Regions from separate parts of the Homo sapiens genome. Here region 2 is linked to region 1. A link is a loop called in an ENCODE intact Hi-C map of the cell type or tissue named here. Cell type or tissue: HepG2. All regions are shown on one strand. Each heading gives the region's core, and the rest is flanking DNA. Links, peaks and the distances in the headings are about the cores only.

Region 1 (10,722 bases), core at 3,135-7,134:
TTTGTAGTCCCAGCTACTTGGGAGGCTGAGGCAGGAGAATGGTGTGAACCTGGGAGGTGGAGCTTGCAGTGAGCTGAGATCACGCCATTGCACTCCAGCCTGGGCGACAGAGCGAGACTCTGTCTCAAAAAATAAAAATAAAAATACAAAAATTAGCTGGGCACGGTGGCAGGCACCTGTAATCCCAGCCACTCGGGAGGGTGAGGCAGGAGAATCGTTTGAACCCGGGAGGTGGAGGTTGCAGTGAGCCAAGATCGTGCCACTGCACTCCAGCCTGGATGATAGAGTGAGGTCTGTCTCAAAAAAAAAAAAAAAAAAAAAAAAAAGGATAATAGTCTCTATAAATTAGACCATGGAGAGAGATCTTGGAAGGCAGCTCATCAAAAGTCTACCAACCTACACATCATCCTGTGTATATACTGAAGACCATATATAGTCCCAGGATGAGAACTCTAGAGGCAAATAAAGGGTATGGTTCCTGTCTTCAGGCTGTTGTTGCATCTTAGAGGGGGACTTTGGTGCTTGTTGGCTGTCTGCCTTCCCTACTACACATGAGCTCCCCACAGGCAATGCCTAATCCAACCAGCATCTAGCTTGTATGGGGCACTTCATTCTTACTATTTAAATGAAGGAATGGCGCTGAATGACACGTGGGAATGAAGGCATGATGGGTATGAGATATGATAAACTATTCTAACAGAGGGTCTATACCCTTTTCCACAATCAAATCTCATACTACCCAGTGGTCCAAACTACAAGCCGGAGGCAGGAGCTCGGAGAAATGGGAGAGACTGTTGTTCCCCCTTCCCATCTTGGGAGACAGCAAAACCTCTATTATGCAATTCCAAGGGTCAAGGACGTCCGGCTCCAAGGGTTCTATTCAACAAACTTTTAAAGTGGCTGCTGGGAGGTGGTTTGCGTTTATAGAAGTTGGAGTATTTGGAAGGGAGGAGATACAATAGAATGGAACATGTAAATTTCCAACAATTTGCTAATGTTTAGAAAACACAGCTTGAGATTTCACATAACCTGGCCAGAAGGCGAAGTAGACAAATATTTAGTGAGCCGCTACTAGGGACTGAGGTCCTGACCCAAGAAGAATGAATAAAAATAACTACCAGGAGCTGTGCTGCCTTTATAGAAGAAACTAGAGACTGCTTGCCCAACATTATAGACAGTAATGAATCTATAGTTGAAAAAGGACTAGAAGATAAACTCTTTGACAGCTCAATCTTTTTTTTTTTTTTTTTTTGGCAGAAACATTTCCTACTCTTTTGGGCAGTCTTTGAAAACTCACGGGACAAATTTTTCTGATGTGTTTACTTTTCTCCTACAGAGGCTAAGCTTCTGTTATTTTAGAGAACTTGAAAGATTATATGCAGACAGCCGGGCGCGGTGGCTCATGCCTGTAATCCCAGCACTTTGGGAGGCCGAGGTCGGCGGCTCAAAAGGTCAGGAGATCGAGACCATCCTGGCTAACACGGTGAAACTCTGTCTCTACTAAAAATACAAAAAAAAAAAAAAAAAAAAAAAAATTAGCCAGGCGTGGTGGCGGGCGCCTGTAGTCCCAGCTACTCGGGAGGCTGAGGCAGGAGAATGGCGTGAACCTGGGAGGCGGAGCTTGCAGTGAGCCGAGATGGCGCCACTGTACTCCAGCCGGGGCGACAGAGCGAGACTCCGTCTCAAAAAAAAAAAAAAAAAAGGATTATATGCAGACTTTTGTTATCAGCACCATCAAATAGTCCATTTCATGCATTCTCAATAGCCAGTGTGCTGGGATAGAAGTGTTAGCATGGTCTAGCGCTGGCTTTGACGGGATATTTGTGTGCAGGGAAGTGCTCATGGGTTTTCTCCCTGGAAAAGGCTCCCTGGTCAAAACAGGTTTGGGAACAACAGAAATTAAAGATGAAGAAATTCATGGTTATGAGAAGGAACTGTTTCACTCTGTTTAACCCGATTATTTCCCTACATTATTGGGCTACAGAACTTTTTTTCTCATAACAAACTTATTAACAACCAACAGATCTCATGTTTTGTAGAATACTTCTGAAAAATCTGCTATCAAAATGACAGTCCTAATTATCACTGGAGTTTTACTCCTCAAACTAATTAAGCTATATGGTGTTTGGGTGAACTTAGCCAGGCAAAGTCTGTGCCCAGGTATAAGAAATCCACCTCCTCGGGGCCGGGCGTGGTGGCTCACACCTGTAACCCCAGCGCTTTGGGAGGCCGAAGCAGGCAGATCACCTGAAGTCAGGAGTTCAAGACCAGCCTGGCTAACATGGTGAAACCCCATCTCTACTGAAAATACAAAAAATTAGCTGGGCGTGGTGGCAGGTGCTTGTAATCTCAGCTACTCAAGAGGCTGAGGCAGGAGAATTGCTTGAACCTGGGAGGCGGAGGTTGCAGTGAGCCGAGATCTTGCCATTGCACTCCAGCCTGGGCAACAAGAGCAAAACTCCATCTCAAAATAAAATAAAATAAAATAAAAATAAAGAAATTCACTTCTTACCTCCTAGCCATAACGCCATCACCAATGGCATGGACATGGTGAAGTTGTTTAATCTCTCCCCCCCTTTTTTTTTGAGACAGGGTCTCACTCTGTCACCCAGGCTGGAGCACAGTGGCATCATCTCGGCTCACTGCAACCTCTGCCTCCCAGGCTCAAGCAATCCTCCCACCTCAGCCTCCTGAGTAGCTGCAACTACATGCACACGCCACCGTGTCCAGCTATTTTTATTTATTAATTTTTTTGGTAGAGATGGGATTTTGTCTTGTTGCCCAGGCTGTAATCTCTTGAGTCCTCAGTTTCTTTATCTGCAAAACGAGTTTGTGAATCAAAGCTCTCTTTGAAATTTAACAATCTAAACGATAAAGTGGGAAAAAAGGGGAACTTCAACTCATTGACTTGATTTCCTTGTTGTTATCACATCAAATCCTGAGAATTATGCTGAAGGCATGCTTCAGTACTTCCGTGCTGCACGTGGGGCACCACGCCCAGTGGTTTGTGAACTAGCTCTTCGCAATACTGCCCTCTGGGTCCTACGTCCACACTCACCCCAGGCCATGATCTTGACTGAATGATAAAAGGCCAAGTTCTCTGTCTTATTCCCTGAACTCTGCAGCTCTTTTGGAAATGCCTCTTCAGCCTCTGCCAGGAGGAACTGTGAGATTGGGACAGAATGTGTGTAACAGCAAAGTCCCTGAGAGGGACGAGGCTCTCAGACCAGGGAGACTCCTGATGGAGAAAGTGACCCCCCTTCTCCACTGGGAATGGGCTGAGAGGTGCATGCTGCCAGGCAGGAGGGCAGAGTGGTTTTCAGAGCACTGGTGGCAACCCTGGGCCTCCTGGTGTTCCTGCATTTTAAAGAAAACTATGTAAAAAAATAAGTTCCCAGGAGCCAAAGAAATCAGCCTCTGAGGGTAGAATGTCTGGGTTGAAATTGGTGTTTCTCAGTGACAGGTGGCCCTGAACCCTCTGGAATCATACCACTAGAAGGGCTGCCTCTCTAGCCTTTACCAAGGCTGGCCTTGCCGGCCCTGTGCACCTGAGAGGTGCTTCCACTGTAGGAATGCTGAGGAACAGGCCAGGGCCTGGTCCTAGGACTTTCTTGCTGCTGGGTTCACAGGATCTTTGATATCCATGTTGAATGTGGAAACACATTCAATGTGGTTTTTTTTGTTGTTATTACAACATAGTGATGATGTCACTCCTTTTGTCCCTCCTGTAGTCTTTACGATAGCATATCACAGACATTTTCATAGATTGAAAAACATTTCATGTGGCCCTTTATTCAAGATCTGATACTATTTTTTCCCCCCATCTAGTAATTAGCCTGCTATCCTTAAGACAGGTGTGTGACGAATGCTCACAGCTGTGTGCAACATCGCTGACTTCACGATGGCTCCACTGGGTCTTGGTATGCACCAGGCACTGTGCTAGGTTCTGGGGATATGATGGCACCCGGGTGCTCCCTGGGAGAGCGTATAGTCGTGTGTGTGTGTGTGAGAGAGAAAGAGAGAGAGAGAGATTGATTCTGGTGAAGCCGGATGGCATTTAGACGAACATTCAGGAAGATTGATCACACCACACCAGCAGTTCAGCAGAGTGGTTAAGCGAGTGACTTAGGATCAGAGTAGTCAGCAATTCCACCTCCACTGCTTACTAGCTTTGTGACTTCTAGCCAAGTTTCTTCCCCTCCGTGAGTTTCAGTGGCCTAATCTGCAACACGCGAATGATGATAGTTACAGTTTATGAGGATTGTTTTGAACACTAAGATAAGTATGCATAGCGCTTGCTATAATGTCTGGCATACAGCCAGTACTTAATCACAATAAGCAGTTAGCCACTGAGTGTTTTCTATGTGCCAAGGACTGTTTTGGGGACTTTCATCTTTCATGTATTAACTCATTTCAACTTTAAAACAACCCTTTAAGGTGGGAACCAGTATTTTATAGATAACTAAATGGGAGGTTATATAACTTGCTTGCCCAAGGTTGTAAAAGTTGAAAGTAGGATAGTGAAGGTATTATTAATGTTGTTATTGTTTTTATTACTATAATATTTCTGGCATCCATCCTAGTAAGTTTATTTTATTTTATTTTATTTTATTTTTTTTTGTCCGCTGGATTATGCAAGAAGCAGTTTGTGCTCCAATAGCTTTTGCAAGAGAGAACTGGATTCTCTAGATTTGGGCTGAATTTTATAGGTGCAGTTGCATCAATTCACCAGCAGATGGCAGGATATAGCGGTTATTTTACTCATCTCAAGAGAAGGACTTGGTACAAGAAAGGCCTCAGGACCAGGCGCGGTGGCTCACACCTGTAATCCCAGCACTTTGGGAGGCCAAGGTGGGCGGATCACTTGAGGTCAGGAGTTCTAGAGCAGCCTGACCCAACATGGTGGAACCCTATCTCTACTAAAAATACAAATATTAGCTGGGTGTGGTGGTGCACCTGTAGTCCAACTACTTGGGAGGCTGAGGCAGGAGAATCACTTGAACCCAGGAGGCAGAGGTTGCAGTGAGCCAAGATTGTGCCATTGCACTCCAGCCTGGCCAATGGAGCAAGGCTCTGTCTCAAAAAATAAAATAAAAAGCCTCAGAAACAAGAATTTTGGGTGCCTATAAGCCCAGCACTTTGGGAGGCCGATATGGGTGGGTCACTTGAGGTCGGGAGTTCGAGACCAGCCTGGCCAACATGGTGAAACCTTATCTCTTCTGAAAATGCAAAAATTAGCCAGGTGTGGTGATGTGCGCCTGTAATCGCAGCTACTCAGGAAGCTGAGGTGGGAGAATTACTTGAACCCGGGAGGTGGAGGTGGCAGTGAGCCAAGATCAGGCCACTGCACTCCAGCCTGGGTGATGGAGTAAGACTGTGTCTCAAAAAGCAAAAAAAAATAAAATAAAAAAAAAAGAACAAAAAAAGAAACAAAAATTATGGCCCAAGTAGTGTAGGTGTTGTGCTATGCGGCAAGGTTATGAAGTAGGTGATGTGGTATTTTAGATGGTTACTGTATTAGTCAGGGTTCTCCAGAGGGACAGAACTAACAGGATAGACATATATGTAAAGGGGAGGTAATATTAAGTGTTAACTCACACAATCACAAGGTCCCACAATAGCTCATCTGCAAGCTGAGGAGCAAGGAGAGCCAGTCCGAGTCCCAAAACTGAAGAACGTGGAGTCCGATGTTTGAGGCAGGAAGTGTCCAGCACGGGAGAAGGATGTAGGCTGGGAGGCTAGGCTAGTCTCACCTTTTGACGTTTTTCTGCCTGCTTTATATTCGCTGGGAGCTGATTAAATGGTGCCTACCCAGATTAAGGGTGGGTCTGCCTTCCCCAGCCCACTGACTCAAATGTTAATCTCCTTTGGCAGCACCCTCACAGACACACCCAGGACCAACACTTTGCATCCTTCAATCCCATCAAGTTGACACTCAATATTAACCATCACAGTTACTGTCACCTTTAAGCCTGATGAGACCAGGGCTTCCTCTAGCACTGGCTAGACATTGGGTTTATTCTGGTCTGGCCAAGCAATGGTGGGGTCAAAAGGCTCCTGAAATTCTACAGAGGCCTCTTCACACAATCACTGCACATCAGAACTCCATCTGGGTTGGTCTCTGCCCACTGTACATTTGGACAATAACTCTGTGGAAGAGCCTGGGGGAGGAAGGTGTCTGTGGAGTCAAGGGGGTCCTGTTCCTTCCCCCAGATTAGACCCGGTGCTGCTCCTCCTCCATGGCTGACCTTGCACTTCTCCCAGATCCAGAGGCTGCCCGTGTTGTGAGCCAATCTCAGAGCCCCCCCTTCTACATGAGGATACATGGCCATGAGCTGGGAGGGAAAGGTAAGCCACAAAATAAATATGGCCCCATGCGAAGGTTTTGGGGGGAGAAGCCCATTATTTGTTATATAAAATTAACTCAGAATATCATGGGTGAAAAGGCAACATTTGTGTGAATGACTAGAATGAAACGGAAGGCACACAGAGATGTCAAGTTCTGCCAGTAGCTTGTGGTCATCCTCTCCACACTCCCCAGCCTCCCAGATCCTCCTGTACCCTCGTGGGGACAGTTTAAGGGAAAAGTTTGAGAAGCTATGTCCCTATTCTCTGGACTGTAAATTCCTGGAAGTAGGCTCCTGTTTGGAGCAGACAAGATGTAGTTTGTTAATGAATAAAGACTAGTGTGTGTGTCTGTGTGTGTGTGTGTACGTGTGTGTGTGTACGGGGTGGAATCTTGTAGACAGATAGGAGCACAGGGCACTGGGTCATGAGGAATCCACCTGGCTCTGAGTGGGGCCTGACAGCCTGTGTTTCTAACAAGCTCAGCATCAATCATTACTAAAGGATCTGCTGAAAAATGTCAGACACCGGGCTGGGCACAGTGGCTCGCACCTTTAATCCCAGCACTTTGGGAGGCCGAGGCAGGTGGATCACCTGAGGTCAGGAGTTCGAGACCAGCCTGGCCAACTTGGTGAAACCCCATCTCTACTAAAAATACAAAAAATAGCTGGTCATGGTGGCAGACACCTGTAATCTCAGCTACTTGGGAGGCTGAGGCAGGAGAATCACTTGAATCCAAGAGGCGGAGGTTACAGTGAGCCAAGATCGCGCCACTGCACTGCAGCCTGGGCAGTAAGAGTGAGACTCCATCTCAAAAAAAATAAATAAATAAAAAAGTCAGACACCCCTGGCATCAGTGCATGGTAACTTTCATTTTTATGGCTGCATTACCAGAAGTACTGGTCAGGGTCCTATGAGGATCACATGACTTAAGCATGTGACAGGGCTGGCAATATGTGTCTTGCAAATAGTAGGTGCTTAGGAAATGTTGGCCGTTTGCATGTTCATGGCAATTGTCTGCGAGAATATTCGGTTTTTTTTCTTTCTTTTTTTTTTTTTTTTGAGACAGAGTCTCACTCTTGTCACCCAGGCTGGAGTGCAGTGGTGCCATCTTGGCTCACTGCAACCTCCGACTCCCGGGTCCAAGTGATTCTCCTGCCTCAGCCTCCTGAATAGCTGGGATTACAGGTGCCTGCCACCACGCCCAGCTAATTTTTTGTATTTTTAGTAGAGACAGGGTTTCACTATGTTGGCCAGGCGGGTCTCGACCTCCTGATCTCCGGTGATCCACCCGTCCCAGCCTCCCAAAACGCTGGGATTACAGAGGTGAGCCACTGTCCCTGGCTGAGAATATTCTTTAACCATTGGGTGCTAGTTCCATTTAGACACTGTGTAGAAATGGGCAATGTTTTGACCAAATCTTCCCTGGAACCACATGGGAACTGGGCCGTGTCTCCATGACAGGGAATGTCTCTGATTTTGCTAAGTAGCTGTATCTGGGAGATGGCAGACATCTGGAAGAAACTTGAAGCATTTGGACAAAATTAAGTTCTAAAAATGCTGAGGAAGTTTTAGAGGTGGCCATGTGGAGAGGAGTTTATATAATATAGTCTGGTAAGGCTACAAATAGATTTTAAAGGAAGCACAGCTCAGGGCCACCTGCTTGGAATAAACTAGTTCAGGGTAATTCCCAGAGTCTTACAGTACCCGCTGTGGACTGAATTGTGTCTTCCCCCAAATTCACATGTTGAAACCCTAACTCATTGTGAGTGTAATTAGAGATAGGGCTTTCTGGAGGTAATTAAGGTTAAATGAGGTCATCAGGGTGGGGTCCTAACATAAGAGGATTGGTGGCCTTAAGAGGAGAGAGAGCACTCCCTCCTGAGCAACCTCGGGAAGATTAGAAAAGGCTTGTGAGCGAAAGCGAATGGTGCTGGTGGGTCCAGAGCACACTGAGGAGAGGGCACGTGAGGACACAGTGAGAAGGCGGCATCTGCAAGCTGGAAAGAGCTCTCCCGGGAATCGAATTTGCCGACTTCTTGATCTTGGACCTCCCGGCCTCCAGGACTCTGAGAAAATAAATTTCTTTTGTTTAAGCCACCCAGTCTAGAGTATTTTGTTATGGTAGCCTTAGCAGAGTGATATAGGGCTCTGATTTGAAAGAATCTTAGAAGTTATCCCACCCAACTATTTTATTTTATAAATGTTTTTCCGGACTCAAGACTGGAAGCAAGAACTGGTCGGAAGACAAGAAAAAACCTACAATTTGTCCCCTAATTGTAGATGAACCTACGTGTGCAGAGTTGGAACCCAATATTCCTTTAAAGTACAGTAAAAATAGGTTTTGCACTTGGAAAGACTGAGCACGGTTTAGAGGCCTTAAACACCCCCCTACTAGGGGTAAGACACTCTGCTAATTGCTAAGACACTAAGAGGTAGAAGATCTCTGCTGTTTGTTAAATGACTCACCAACCATTCAGGCAACAGATATTTCCTGAGCACCTATTATGTGCCAAGTACCGAACTTGATTCCAGGGATGTAGAAAGAGTTTACTGTCCAGGAAAGGAGACAAGTATATAGATACATGACTAATATAGTGTCATAAGTACTAGATTCAAATATGTCATATAATATGCTATATAGGACAAGGAGCTCCGGAGTAACCGTAGGAAGATTAGAAAAGGCTTGTGGGCAAAGGTGGGCAGACAGTGGTTCTGGTAGATTTCCAGAGCACATTCCAGGAGAACTATGTGCACTCCCACTGCCCTGTCCTCAAACAGCATCATCTCTTTTGTACCTGGATTACTGACTGCAACATCGCCTTACTATCACCTATACCTGCTAGTGTCTCTGGCTAACATATTTGCCACAAAGGAGTCACGATCTTTTTAGGCCATGAATCTGGATCATTATCACTTCCCCTGCCTAAAACTTTTCAGAGGTATCTCATGCTGTCAGGATATTTAGTAGCATGCAATAATGAAGATGATTAAAATATCAAATGTACATATTCCTTCTTATGTACCTGGTGTTCATCGATATGCTTTACATATACACTTGGTTCTCATTATTTGTGGATTCTGTATTTGTGAATTCACTGACTTACTAACGTTAATTTGTAACCCCCAAATCAATACTCATGGTGCTTGTGTGGCCATTCCTGGACATGTGCAGAGTGGGCAAAATATTTTGAGTCATTAGATGCTTATGTTTCTAGCTGAGCTCAAACAAGATGGCACTGTGCCATACTGTAAATGGGTTTCTTCTCATGGACCCATTGTTTGCATTTTGTGCTTTTTGTTGGTGATGTCACTGTTAAAAATAGCCCCAGGCATAGTGCTGACGTGTTGTCTAGTGGTCCTAGGTGCAAGAATGCTGTGATGTGCCTTACAGAGAAAATGTGTGTGTTAGATAAGCTTTGTTCAGAAATGAGTCATAGTGCTGTTAGCCCTGAGCTCAATGTTAATGAATTAACAATACATATGCAAATAAAGTGCTTTAACAACTGAAACACACATAAAACAAGTTATATATTGATCAGTTGATGAAAATATTGTGACCAGAGGCTTCTAGGAACCTAACCCCATATTTCCCCTGAGAGCAATTGTGCAGTATTCACTAACTCCTTGTTTGAAGTGACTTTATAGAACATAACTACAGTGAATTATGATTGTCGACTGCAGTAACTCACTTAAAATTAATAAGAAACTTATACAATAATAGATGAAGTCTTTTCTATCTCATACACAGCTTTCTGGTGTATTGTCCCCCCTTTCTTTCCCTGGCCACATTGGCCTTCTTTCAAGTCTTTAAAATTTATGTTTTGCTCCTGATCTCAAGGACCTTGTCATAGACTATTTCCTTTGCCTTCTCACCCCACCCAATCTAAACCAGCCAGTTTTAAACCCTGTTATTCCACCTCATATCACCTTTCACTTTACATTCTTAGCACAACTTACAGTTTTATTTAATTCATTTTTTGACGTCTTTCCTGCCTTCTCAACTATTCAACTCATGAGGGTGGGGCTTGCGAGTTGCCTGCAAGTCTTAACTCTGCTTGTTTGCTCTTAGGCAGAGGAGGATGAGCATATAAGGAGGATTGGGAAGAATGCTCAGAGAGGAAGGAGGGAATTGGGCTTTATTATCAAGAAGCAGGAGAGGAGACAGTCTTCCATCAAAGAGTGTCAGGTGCCTCAGAGATAAGGAAAGGATGGAACAGTGCACCTGAATTTCATATCAAGGAGGTTGTTGGTGGGAAATGCAGGAAGGTTGTAGAGCAGTGGAGGTGCATGCTGGGCTGCAGCAGGTTAAGGAATGCATGGGGCATATGAAAAGGAGGAGAGAGAACTCTTAGGGAGCTTGGCTGAGATGGAAAA
Region 2 (10,722 bases), core at 3,731-7,730, 160 kb after region 1:
ACTTAAAGCTGATCTCTAGATGAAGAGGGTGTACTTCTCTATAAGGTGAAGAAGTCTAGTGTAGGCAGTAGTGATTTTTAAAAAGAGCTTATTGTGAAAACTTTCATACATGCTCAAAAGTACAGATAATAGCATAACAAGCCCCCAGATACCTATTACCAGCTTTACCAACTATCAACATTTTGATAATCCTATTTCAGAATCCTATCATTTGATCACAAAAATTCCTTCATCATGAATTTTTAAAATAAAAGTTTTAATGTAATCCTAACGATACTATTACATTCAGTAGAATTAAGGATAATTTCTTTTTTTTCTTTTTTTTATTATACTTTATGTTCTAGGATACATGTGGAGAACGTGCAGTTTTGTTGCATAGGTATACACATGCCATGGTGGTTTGCTGCACCTATCAACCCGTCACCTACATTAGGTATTTCTCCTAATGCTATCCCTCTCCTTGCCCCCCACCCCCTGACAGGCCCTGGTGTGTGATGTTCCCTTCTCTGTGTCCATGTGTTCTCATTGTTCAACTCCCACTTATAAGTGAGAACATGCGGTGTTTGGTTTTCTGTTCTTGTGATAGTTTGCTGAGAATGATGGTTTCCAGCTTCATCCATGTCTCTGCAAAGGACATGGACTCATCCTTTTTTATGGCTGCATAGTATTCCATGGTGTATATGTACCACATTTTCTTTATCCAGTCTATCATTGATGAACATTTGGGTTGATTCCAAGTCTTTGCTATTGTGAACCACACCGCAATAAACATATGTGTGCATGTGTCTTTATAGTAGAATGATTTATAATCCTTTGGGTATATACCCAGTAATGGGATTGCTGGGTCAAATGGTATTTCTAGTTCTAGATCCTTGAGGAATCGCCACACTGTCTTCCACAATGATTGAACTAATTTACACTCTCACCAATAGTGTAAAAGCATTCCTATTTCTCCACATCCTCTCCAGCATCTGTTGTTTTCTGACTTTTTAATGATCACCATTCTAACTGGTGTGAGATGGTATCTCACTGTGGTTTTAATTTGCATTTCTCTAATGACCAGTGATGATGAGCATTTTTTCATATGTCTGTTGGCTGCATAAATGTCTTCTTTTGAGAAATGTCTGTTCATATCCTTTGCCACTTTTTGATGGGGTTGTTTGCTTTTTTCTTGTACATTTGTTTAAGTTCTTTGTAGATTCTGGATATTAGCCCTTTGTCAGATGGATAGATTGCAAAAATTTTCTCCCATTCCGTAGGCTGCCTGTTCACTCTGATAATAGTTTCTTTTGCTGTGCAGAAGCTCTTTAGTTTCATTAGATCCCATTTGTCAATTTTGGCTTTTGTTGCCATTGCTTTCTGTGTTTTAGACATGAAGTGTTTGCCCATGCCTGTGTCCTGAATGGTATTGCCCAGGTTTTCTTCTAGAATTTTTATGGTCCTAGGTCTTACGTTTAAGTCTTTGATCCATTTTTTGTATAAGGTGTAAGGAAGGGGTCCAGTTTCAGTTTTCTGCATATGGCTAGCCAGTTTTCCCAACACCATTCATTAAATAGGGAATGTTTTCCCCATTGCTTGTTTGTGTCAGGATTGTCAAAGATCAGATGGTTGTAGATGTGTGGTGTTATTTCTGAGGCCTGTGTTCTGTTCTATTGGTCTATATATCTGTTTTGGTAACAGTAACATGCTGTTTTGGTTACTGTAGCCTTGTAGTATATTTTGAAGTCAGGTAGCATGATGCCTCCAGCTTTATTCTTTCTTGCCCAGGATTGTGTTGCTATTTGGGCTATTTTTGTTTCCACATGAAGTTTAAAGTAGTTTTTTGCAATGCTGTGAAGAAAGTCCATGGTAGCTTGATGGGGATAGCATTGTATCTATAAATTACTTTGGGTAGTATGGCCATTTTCACGATAATGATTCTTCCTATTCATGAGCATGGAATGTTTTTCCATTTGTTTGTGTCCTCTCTTATTTCCTTGAGCAGTGGTTTGTAGTTCTTCTTGAAGAGGTCCTTCACATCCCTTGTAAGTTGTATTCCTAGGTATTTTATTATCTTAGTAGCAATTGTGAATGGGAGTTCACTCATGATTTGGCTGTTTGTCTGTTACTGGTGTATAGGAATGCTTGTGATTTTTGCACATTGATTTTATATCCTGAGACTTTGCTGAAGTTGCTTATCAGTTTAAGGAGATTTTGGGCTGAGATGATGGGGTTTTCTAAATATACAATCATGCCATCTGCAAACAGAGACAATTTGACTTCCTCTGTTCCTATTCGAATTCCCTTTATTTCTTTCTCTTGCCTCATTGCCCTGGCCAGAACTTCCAATACTATGTTGAATAGGAGTGATGAGAGAGGGCATCCTTGTCTTGTGCCCATTTTCAAAGGGAATGCTTCCAGTTTTTGCCCATTCAGTATGATATTGGCTGTGGGTTTGTCATAAATAGCTCTTATTATTTCGATATACATTTCATTGATACCTAGTTTATTGAGAGTTGTTAGCATGAATGGGTGTTGAATTTTGTCAAAGGCCTTTTTTGCATCTATTGAGATAATCATGTGGTTTTTGTCATTTGTTCTGTTTATGTGATAGATTATGTTTATTGATTCACATATGTTGAACCAGCCTTGCATCCCAGGTATAAAGCTGACTTGATTGTGGTGGATAAGCTTTTTGATGTGCTGCTGGATTTGGTTTGCCAGTATTTTATTGAGGATTTTTGCATCGATGTTCATCAGAGATACTGGCCCTAAATTTTCTTTTTTTGTTGTGTCTCTGCCAGGTTTTGGTAAAAGGGTGATGCTGGCCTCATAAAATGAGTTAGGGAGGATTCCCTCTTTTTCTTTTGTTTGGAATAGTTTCAGAAGGAATGGTACCAGCTCCTCTTTGTATCTCTGGTAGAATTTGGCTATGTATCTGTCTGGTCCTGGACTTTTTTTGGTTGGTAGGCTATTAATTACTGCCTCAATTTCAGAACTTGTTATTGGTTTATTCAGAGGTTTGACTTCTTCCTGGCTTAGACTTGGGAGGGTATATGTGTCCAGGAATTTATCCATTTCTTCTAGATTTTCTAGTTTATTTGCATAGAGGTGTTTATAGTATTCTCCGATAGTAGTTTGTATTTCTGTGGGATCAGTGGTGATATCCCCTGTATCACTTTTTATTGTGTCTATTTGATTCTTTTCTCTTTCCTGCTTTATTAGTCTGGCTAGTGGTCTATTTTGTTGATCTTTTCAAAAAGCCAGCTCCTGGAATTTTTTGAAAGTTTTTTCATGTCTCTGTCTCCTTCAGTTCTGCTCTGATCTTAGTTATTTGTTGTCTTCTGCTAGCTTTTGAATTTGTTTGCTGTTGCTTCTCTAATTCTTTTAATTTTGATGTTAGGGTGTCAGTTTTAGATCTTTCCTACACTCTCTTGTGGGCATTTAGTGCTATAAATTTCCCTCTACACACTGCTTTAAATATGTCCCAGAGATTCTGGTATGTTGTGTCTTCATTCTCATTGATTTTAAAGAACACCTTTATTTCTGCCTTCTTTCATTATTTACCCAGTAGTCATTCAGGAGCAGTTTGTTCAGTTTCCATGTAGTTGTGTGGTTTTGAGTGAGTTTTGTAATCCTGAGTTCTAATTTGATTACACTGTGGTCTGAGAGACAGTTTGTTATGATTTCTGTTCTTTTGCATTGGCTGAGGAGTGTTTTACTTCCAATTATTTGGTCAGTTTTAGAATAAGTGTGATACGTGCTGAGAAGAATGTACATTCTGTTGATTTGGGGTGGAGAGTTCAGTAGATGTCTATTAGTTCCGCTTGGTCCAGAGCTGAGTTCAAGTCCTGAATATCCTTGTTAATTTTCTGTCTTGTTGATCTAATACTGACAGTGGGTTGTCAAAATCTCCCACTATTATTGTGTGGGAGTCTAAGTCTCTTTGTAGGTGTCTAAGAACTTGCTTTATGAATCTGGTGCTCCTGTGTTGGGTGCATATATATTTAGGATAGTTAGCTCTCCTTGCTGCATTGATCCCTTTACCATTATGTAATGGCTTTTTCTCTTTCGTTCTTTGTTGGTTTAAAGTGTGTTTTATCACAGATTAGGATTGCAACTCCTGCCTTTTTTTTGCTTTCCATTTGCTTGGTAAATATTCCTCCATCCCTTTATTTTGAGCCTATGTGTGTCTTTGCATGTGAGATGGGTCTCCTGAACACAACACACTGATGGGTCTTGACTCTTTATCCAATTTGCCAGTCTGTGTCTTCTAACTGGGGCATTTAGCTCGTTTACCTTTAAGGGTAATATTATGTGTGAATTTGATCCCGTCATTATGAAGCTAGCTGGTTGTTTTGCCCATTAGTTGATGCAGTTTCTTCACAGTGTTGATGTTCTTTACAATTTGGTATGTTTTTGCAGTGGCTGGTACCAGTTGTTCCTTTCCATGTTTAGTGCTTCCTTCAGGAGCTCTTGTAAGGCAGGCCTGGTGGTGACAAAATCTCTCAGCATTTGCTTGTGTGTAAAGGATTTTATTTCTCCTTTTCTTATGAAGCTTAGTTTGGCTGGATATGAAATTCTGGGTTGAAAATTCTTTTCTTTAAGAATGTTGAATATTGGCCCCTACTCTTTTCTGGCTTGTAGGCTTTCTGCAGAGAGATCTGCTGTTAGTCTGATGGGCTTCCCTTTGTGGGTAACCCGACCTTTCTCTCTGGCTGCCCTTAACATTTTTTCCTTCATTTCAACCTTGGTGAATCTGATGATTATGTGTCTTGGGGTTGCTCTTCTCGAGGAGTATCTTAGTGGTGTTCTCTGTATTTCCTGAATTTGAACGTTGGCTTGCCTTGCTACTTTGGGGAAGTTCTCCTGGATAATATCCTGAAAAGTGTTTTCCAACTTGCTTCCCTTCTCGTCACTTTCAGGTACACCAATCACACGTAGATTTGGTCTTTCCACATACTCCCATATTTCTTGGAGTCTTTGTTCATTCCTTTTTATTTTTTTTCCATAATCTTGTCTTCACGCTTTATTTCATTAAGTTGATCTTCAATCTCTGATATCCTTTCTTCTGCTTGATTGATTCAGCTATTGATACTTGTGTATGCTTCACGAAGTTCTTGTGCTGTGTTTTTCAGATCCATCAGGTCATTTATGTTCTTCTCTAAACTGGTTATTCTAGTTAGCCATTCCTCTAACCTTTTTTCAAGGTTTTTAGCTTCCTTGTGATGGGTTAGAACATGCTCCTTTAGCTTGGTGGAGTTTGTTATTACCCACCTTCTGAATCCTACTTCTGTCAACTTGTCAAACTCATTCTCCATCCAGTTTTGTTCCCTTGCTGGCAAGGAGTTGTGATCCTTTGGAGGAGAAGAGGCATTCTGGTTTTTGGAATTTTCAGACTTTCTGCCCTGGTTTCTCCCCATCTTTGTGGATTTACCTACCTTTGGTCTTTGATGTTGGTGACCTTTGGATGGGGTCTTTGAGTGGACATGCTATTCCTGTTTGTTAGTTTTCCTTCTGACAGTCAGCCCCCTCTGCTGCCAGTATACTGGTGTTTGCTGGAGGTTCACTCCTGACCCCGTTTGCCTGGGTATCACTAGTGGAGGCTGCAGAACAGCAAAGATTGCTGCCTCTTGTTTCCTCTGGAAGCTTTGTCCCAGAGGGGCACCTGCCAGATGCCAGCCAGAGCTCTCCTGTAGGAGGTGTCTGTCAGCCTCTACTGGGAGATGTCTCCCAGTCAGGATACATAGGGGTCAGGGACCCACTCGAGGAGGCAGTCTGACCCTTAGCAGAGCTCCAACGCTGTGCTGGGAGGTCTGCTGCTCTCTTCAGAGCCATCAGTTAGGGACGTTTAAGTCTGTTGAAGCTGTGCCCACAGCCAGGCCTTTCCCCTCATGCTCTGTCCCATTGAGATGGGGGTTTTATCTGCAAGTCCCTGACTGGGTCTGCTGCCTTTTTTTCAGAGATGCCCTGCCCAGAGAAGAAAAATCTGGCAGTCTGGCCATAGCAGCCTTGCTGAGCTGCAGTGGGCTCCACCCAGTTTGAACTTTCCAGCGGCTTTGTTTACACTGTGAGCATAAAACCACCTACTCAAGCCTCAGCAATGGTGGAGGCCCCTCCCCCAAGCAAGCTCGAGTGCCCCAGGTCAATCTCAGACTGCTGCTGTGCTGGCAGCGAGAATTTCAAGCCAGTGGATCTTAGTTTGCTGGGCTCCGTGGGGGTGGGACCTGCCGAGCCAGACCACTTGGCTCCCTGGCTTCAGCACCCTTTTCCAGGGAGGTTATCGGTTTTGTCTTGCTGGGGTTCCAGGCACCACTGGGGTATGGAAAAAAAGAACTCCTGCAGCTAGTTCAGTGTCTGCCCAAATGGCTGCCCAGTTTTGTGCTTGAAACCCAGGGCCCTGATGGAGTAGACAATGGAGGGAATCTCCTGGTTTGCAGGTTGTGAAGACCATGGGACAAGTGCAGTATCTGTGCTGGAGTTCCTCAGGCTCAGTTCCTCATGGCTTCCCTTGGGTAGGGGAGAAAATTCCCTGACCCCATGCACTTCCCGGGTGAGGCGACACCCCATCCTGCTTCTGCTCGCCCTCCATGGGCTGCACCCACTGTCCAACCAGTCCCAATGAGATCAACCAGGTACCTCAGTTGGAAATGCAGAAATCACCTGCCTTCTCTGTCGATCTCACTGGGAGCTGCAGACCGGAGCTGATCCTATTCCACCATGTTGCCCTATCAAGGATAATTTCTTAATTTAACTCCACACTTTGTCTACATTTAGTTCCCAGTTGCTTCAACATTTCTTTTTGCAGCTGCCTTGAATTAAGATCCAGGTGAAGTCTATACATTGTCTTAAGTTTGTAGGCTGTTAGAAGGCATTTTATTCTATAATATCCCCACTCCCTCTCACGTCACTGATTGGTTGGATAAGCAGGTTGTTTATCCTATCGACCAGTGGTTTTCAAAGTGTGGCCCCTGGATCAGTGGCATTAGTATCTCCTGGGAACTTGCCAGAAATGCAAATATTGTCCCACAGAATCACAAACTTTGGGAGTAGGGCCCAAGACATTTCTGTTTAACAAGCCCTCCAAGATCTCCTCCTTGGGTACTAATGTTGTTGAATATCTCACAGTGTAGATTTAGCTGGGTGCCACTCCTCCTGTTGTCATTTGCCTTCTTCAATTAGCTTCCCTATAAGTTGGTAGTTAGATTTAGAGCCTTAGTTATGTTCAGGTTCATTTTTTTCTTTAAGTTCTGGGATACATGTGCAGAATGTGCAGGTTACATAGGTATACATGTGCCATGGTGGTTTGCTGCACCTATCAACCTGTCATCTAGGTTTTAAGTCCTGCATGCATTAGGTATTTGTTCTAATGCCCTCCTTCCCCTAGCCCCCCACCCTGCTGACAGGCCCCTCCCTGTGTCCATGTGTTCTCATTGTTCAACTCCAACTTATGAATGAGAACATGCGGTGTTTGGTTTTCTGTTCCTGTGTTAATTTGCTGAGAATGATGGCTTCCAGCCTCATCCATGTCCCTACAAAGGACATGAACTCATTTTTTCTTTTTTTCTTTGAGATGGAGTTTTGCTCTTGTTGCTCAGGCTGGAGTGCAATGGCATGATCCTGGCTCACTGCAACCCCTGCCTCCTGGGTTCAAACAATTCTCCTGCCTCAGCCTCCCAAGTAGCTGGGATTATAGGTATGCGCCACCACACCTGGCTACTTTTGTATTTTTAGTAGAGACGGGTTTTCCCATGTTGGTCAGGCGGGTCTCAAACTCGTGACCTCAGGTAATCCACTCACCTCGGCCTCCCAAAGTGCTGGGATTACAGGTGTGAGCCACCACACTCATTTTTTATGGCTGCATAGTATTCCATAGTGTATATGTGCCACATTTTCTTTATCCATTCTATCATTCATGGGCATTTGGGTTGGTTTCAAGTCTTTGCTATGGTAAATAATGCTGCAATAAACATACATGTGCCTGTCTTTATAGTACAGTAGAATGATTTATAATCCTTTGGGTGTATACCTAGTAATGGGATTCCTGGGTCAAATGGCATTTCTGGTTCTAGATCCTTTTTTTAAGGCAAGAATTCTTGACAGATGGTGCTGTCCTTCCCACTGTATCAATTATGAAGCACAAAAGATCTCTGTGACTCGCTGTTAGAAATTCTGAGACAGGCCAATGCTTGGGATGTGTCGGTCTGTTTCACTGGCTGTCTAGATCCATTCTTTCCTTTGGGATTGCAAGACAATGATTTTCTAATATCACTTACTCTGCATTTATTAATCATTTTCTACCGTTTTGTTTTGCAGTTGCTGCTGTTGCTTATTTTGGGACTATGACAACCTCCAAGTTCAGAGTTAAAAGTGGCATGACTTAACGTGACTTCTTGTTTATAAATTTTAAAAAATCTTCAGAGAATTTTTTCATAACCCTTATGATAAACCCTGAACAGTTTAGAAACCACTTATTTAATTAGTGAAGAAATTACAATTTAACAGTTTCAATTCTGGGTTCTGGTTCTAAATCAATTGCTGTCTACCTGGGTGGCTATGCTAAGCCAAATTGCCTGATCAACAAAGATCTGTTAAGTATATCTAAATCCCCTGGTCCCCCTTTCTCTAAAATGACTGTAATATCACATATTCCTACCTACCTGGCAAAGATGTTAAAATGTTCCAAGATAACCTATGTCAGAGCACTCTGGGTGAAATTATAAAAATGCGTCCCTTAGACCTCACTCTTTAATCTATGAAGTAGAGCAATGTTTTTCTCAAACATTTTTTGACTGAGACCTACAGCAAGGAAAACATTTTATATTAAGACTCTGTTCAAGCAAACTCATGTTAGAAATGGAAAGTCGCAGTTGTCACCCCAGACCTATAGAATCAGAAATTCTGGGAGTGGATTCAGTAATTTCTTTCACCAAATAATTGTTAACTTTATTACATGCAATTCGCCCTGATGTTTTCTATTCTATTCTATTCTATTCTATTCTATTCTATTCTATTCTATTCTATTCTATTCTATTCTATTCTATTACATTCAACTAAAAAATTGCTGATGGCAACCTACTAGACAGAATGATTTATTGATCTACTATTAGACTGCTACCCACATTTCAAAAATGTATAATCCTCCCAAGAAAACCTCTTCCCTTACATGGTTTTAGAGTCGCTCTCCACAAGATTGCTTCATTCTTATAATTTGTCTCCCTGCAGGCAAGTGCCCCTGATCTCAGACACAATTACCTACAAAGTCAAGATGATGCTGTCATAAAGATATAAAATGGGTTCCCAGAGGTGGGTGACATTGATTTGAACTACAGGAAAATCTTTACACTGAGGATATTCATTTATTTGTTCATCGATTCATCATTTCAGTGAAGAGGAAGGTACGATAAATAGAAGACAAGATTATTGCCTGATATGGTTTGGATCTGTGTCCCTACACAAATCTCATGTTCAGTTGTAATCCCCAGTATTGGTGATGGGGCCTGGTGGGAGGTGATTGGATCAGAAAGGCGCTCTCTCATGAATGGTTTTACACCATCCCCTTTGGTGCTGCTGTCATGATAGTGAGTGAGTTCTCACCAGATCTGGTTGTTTATAAGTGTGTAGCACCTTCCCCTCTCTCTATTGCTACTGTTCCACCTTGTAAGACGTCTTGCTCCTCCTTTGCCTTCTGCCACAATTGTAAGTTCCCTGAGGCCTCTCCAGAAGCTGAGCGGATGTCGCCATGCTTCCTGTACAGCCTGTGGAACCACGAGCCAGTTAACCTCTTTTCTTCATAAATTATCCAGTCTCAGGTACTTCTTTATAGCTGTGTGAGAACTGACTAATACATTGCCCTTCCTGAGGTTATAGGCTGGATCAGAAAGAGGGATATGGGGCAGGCAAGCAGTGGTGAAAGAACAAAAAGCATGGTATTGTCTGTAAGGGCTCACAGACTTCAGAGAAGATGGAACTAATCAGAAGGTTGACTGTGGATGGAGAAGAAAGCAAAACTTGAACTGGCCTCCACTGGATAAAAAGGATTTCACTGGGCATATTGGGATGAGGGTGGGAAAGGACCTTCTAGATGGGGTATACAGCTAGGCAAATGCTCATAGTTATTAACAGGGAGGAGTGCTTTTCAGAGGCAATTAGAAGCCCGGCAATAATAACAACAGAGCTTTCATTTTTTATCAATAATCATATCACTTACTGAGTACTTCCTATGACATTGTAAGTTAGATACTGTTATTCCCAAGGTTGAGAAAGTCTAATTGGTCACACAGCAAGTATATGGCAAAATGGAGATGTAAACTCAGGTTTGCATAACTTTGAAGTTCAAAATCCTGTCCATTATTCTCTATAGCATGACTGGGATGAAGCTCACCCTAAGAGCCAGCATGTAATGGTATGTAATGGTATTTAAGGGATGAGTGGCTCAAGTGGGGACTGGCTGAGGAATGTGGATCTAATTCTATAGGTCTCTCACTCCTATAATCTTGATGAACTACAAGATGCTAATTGTTTTGAAAAGGAAGTACTAAAGTTTGTCAGTGAAAATTTAATTAGGGCTACTATCAGTATCATTCTTATGAGCTTTCATTTTAATGTACATTCCTGAATTGGACCTAAAAGTGGTTCAATTCCCACAAACTGCACATGACTTGAAGCCTATCTCTTTTATGCCATAGACTATAAAAATAGCCAAGTCTGCCTACAGAAATGTTTCACAAATGTGAACCCCAT

Evidence for each region. A loop is a pair of places that touch in the nucleus more often than their neighbours do. Peaks named below come from ENCODE experiments on the same cell type or tissue, not always from the same donor. Only the 100,000 strongest peaks of a DNase experiment are listed, where the experiment ranks them.
Region 2: it touches region 1 in a loop (18-fold over the local background); 1 of 110 quality-filtered maps calls a loop at or near these places.

Annotation. Positions count from the first base shown.
Region 1 is chr4:37,560,960-37,571,681 of GRCh38, reverse strand. The region is part of intron 2 of PGCKA1 (PDCD10 and GCKIII kinases associated 1); the gene reads right to left. Among named protein-coding and RNA genes, the nearest start is that of PGCKA1, 110 kb to the right of the region's middle. RefSeq lists an enhancer at 10,532-10,722. In HepG2, for the core only: a CTCF peak has its summit at 4,742 (motif pointing right); a DNase peak (open chromatin) is centred at 4,741.
Region 2 is chr4:37,403,724-37,414,445 of GRCh38, reverse strand. All of the region lies in intron 3 of NWD2 (NACHT and WD repeat domain containing 2), which reads right to left. Among named protein-coding and RNA genes, the nearest start is that of PGCKA1, 45 kb to the left of the region's middle. In HepG2, for the core only: no CTCF peak of the experiment used is centred there; a DNase peak (open chromatin) is centred at 6,055.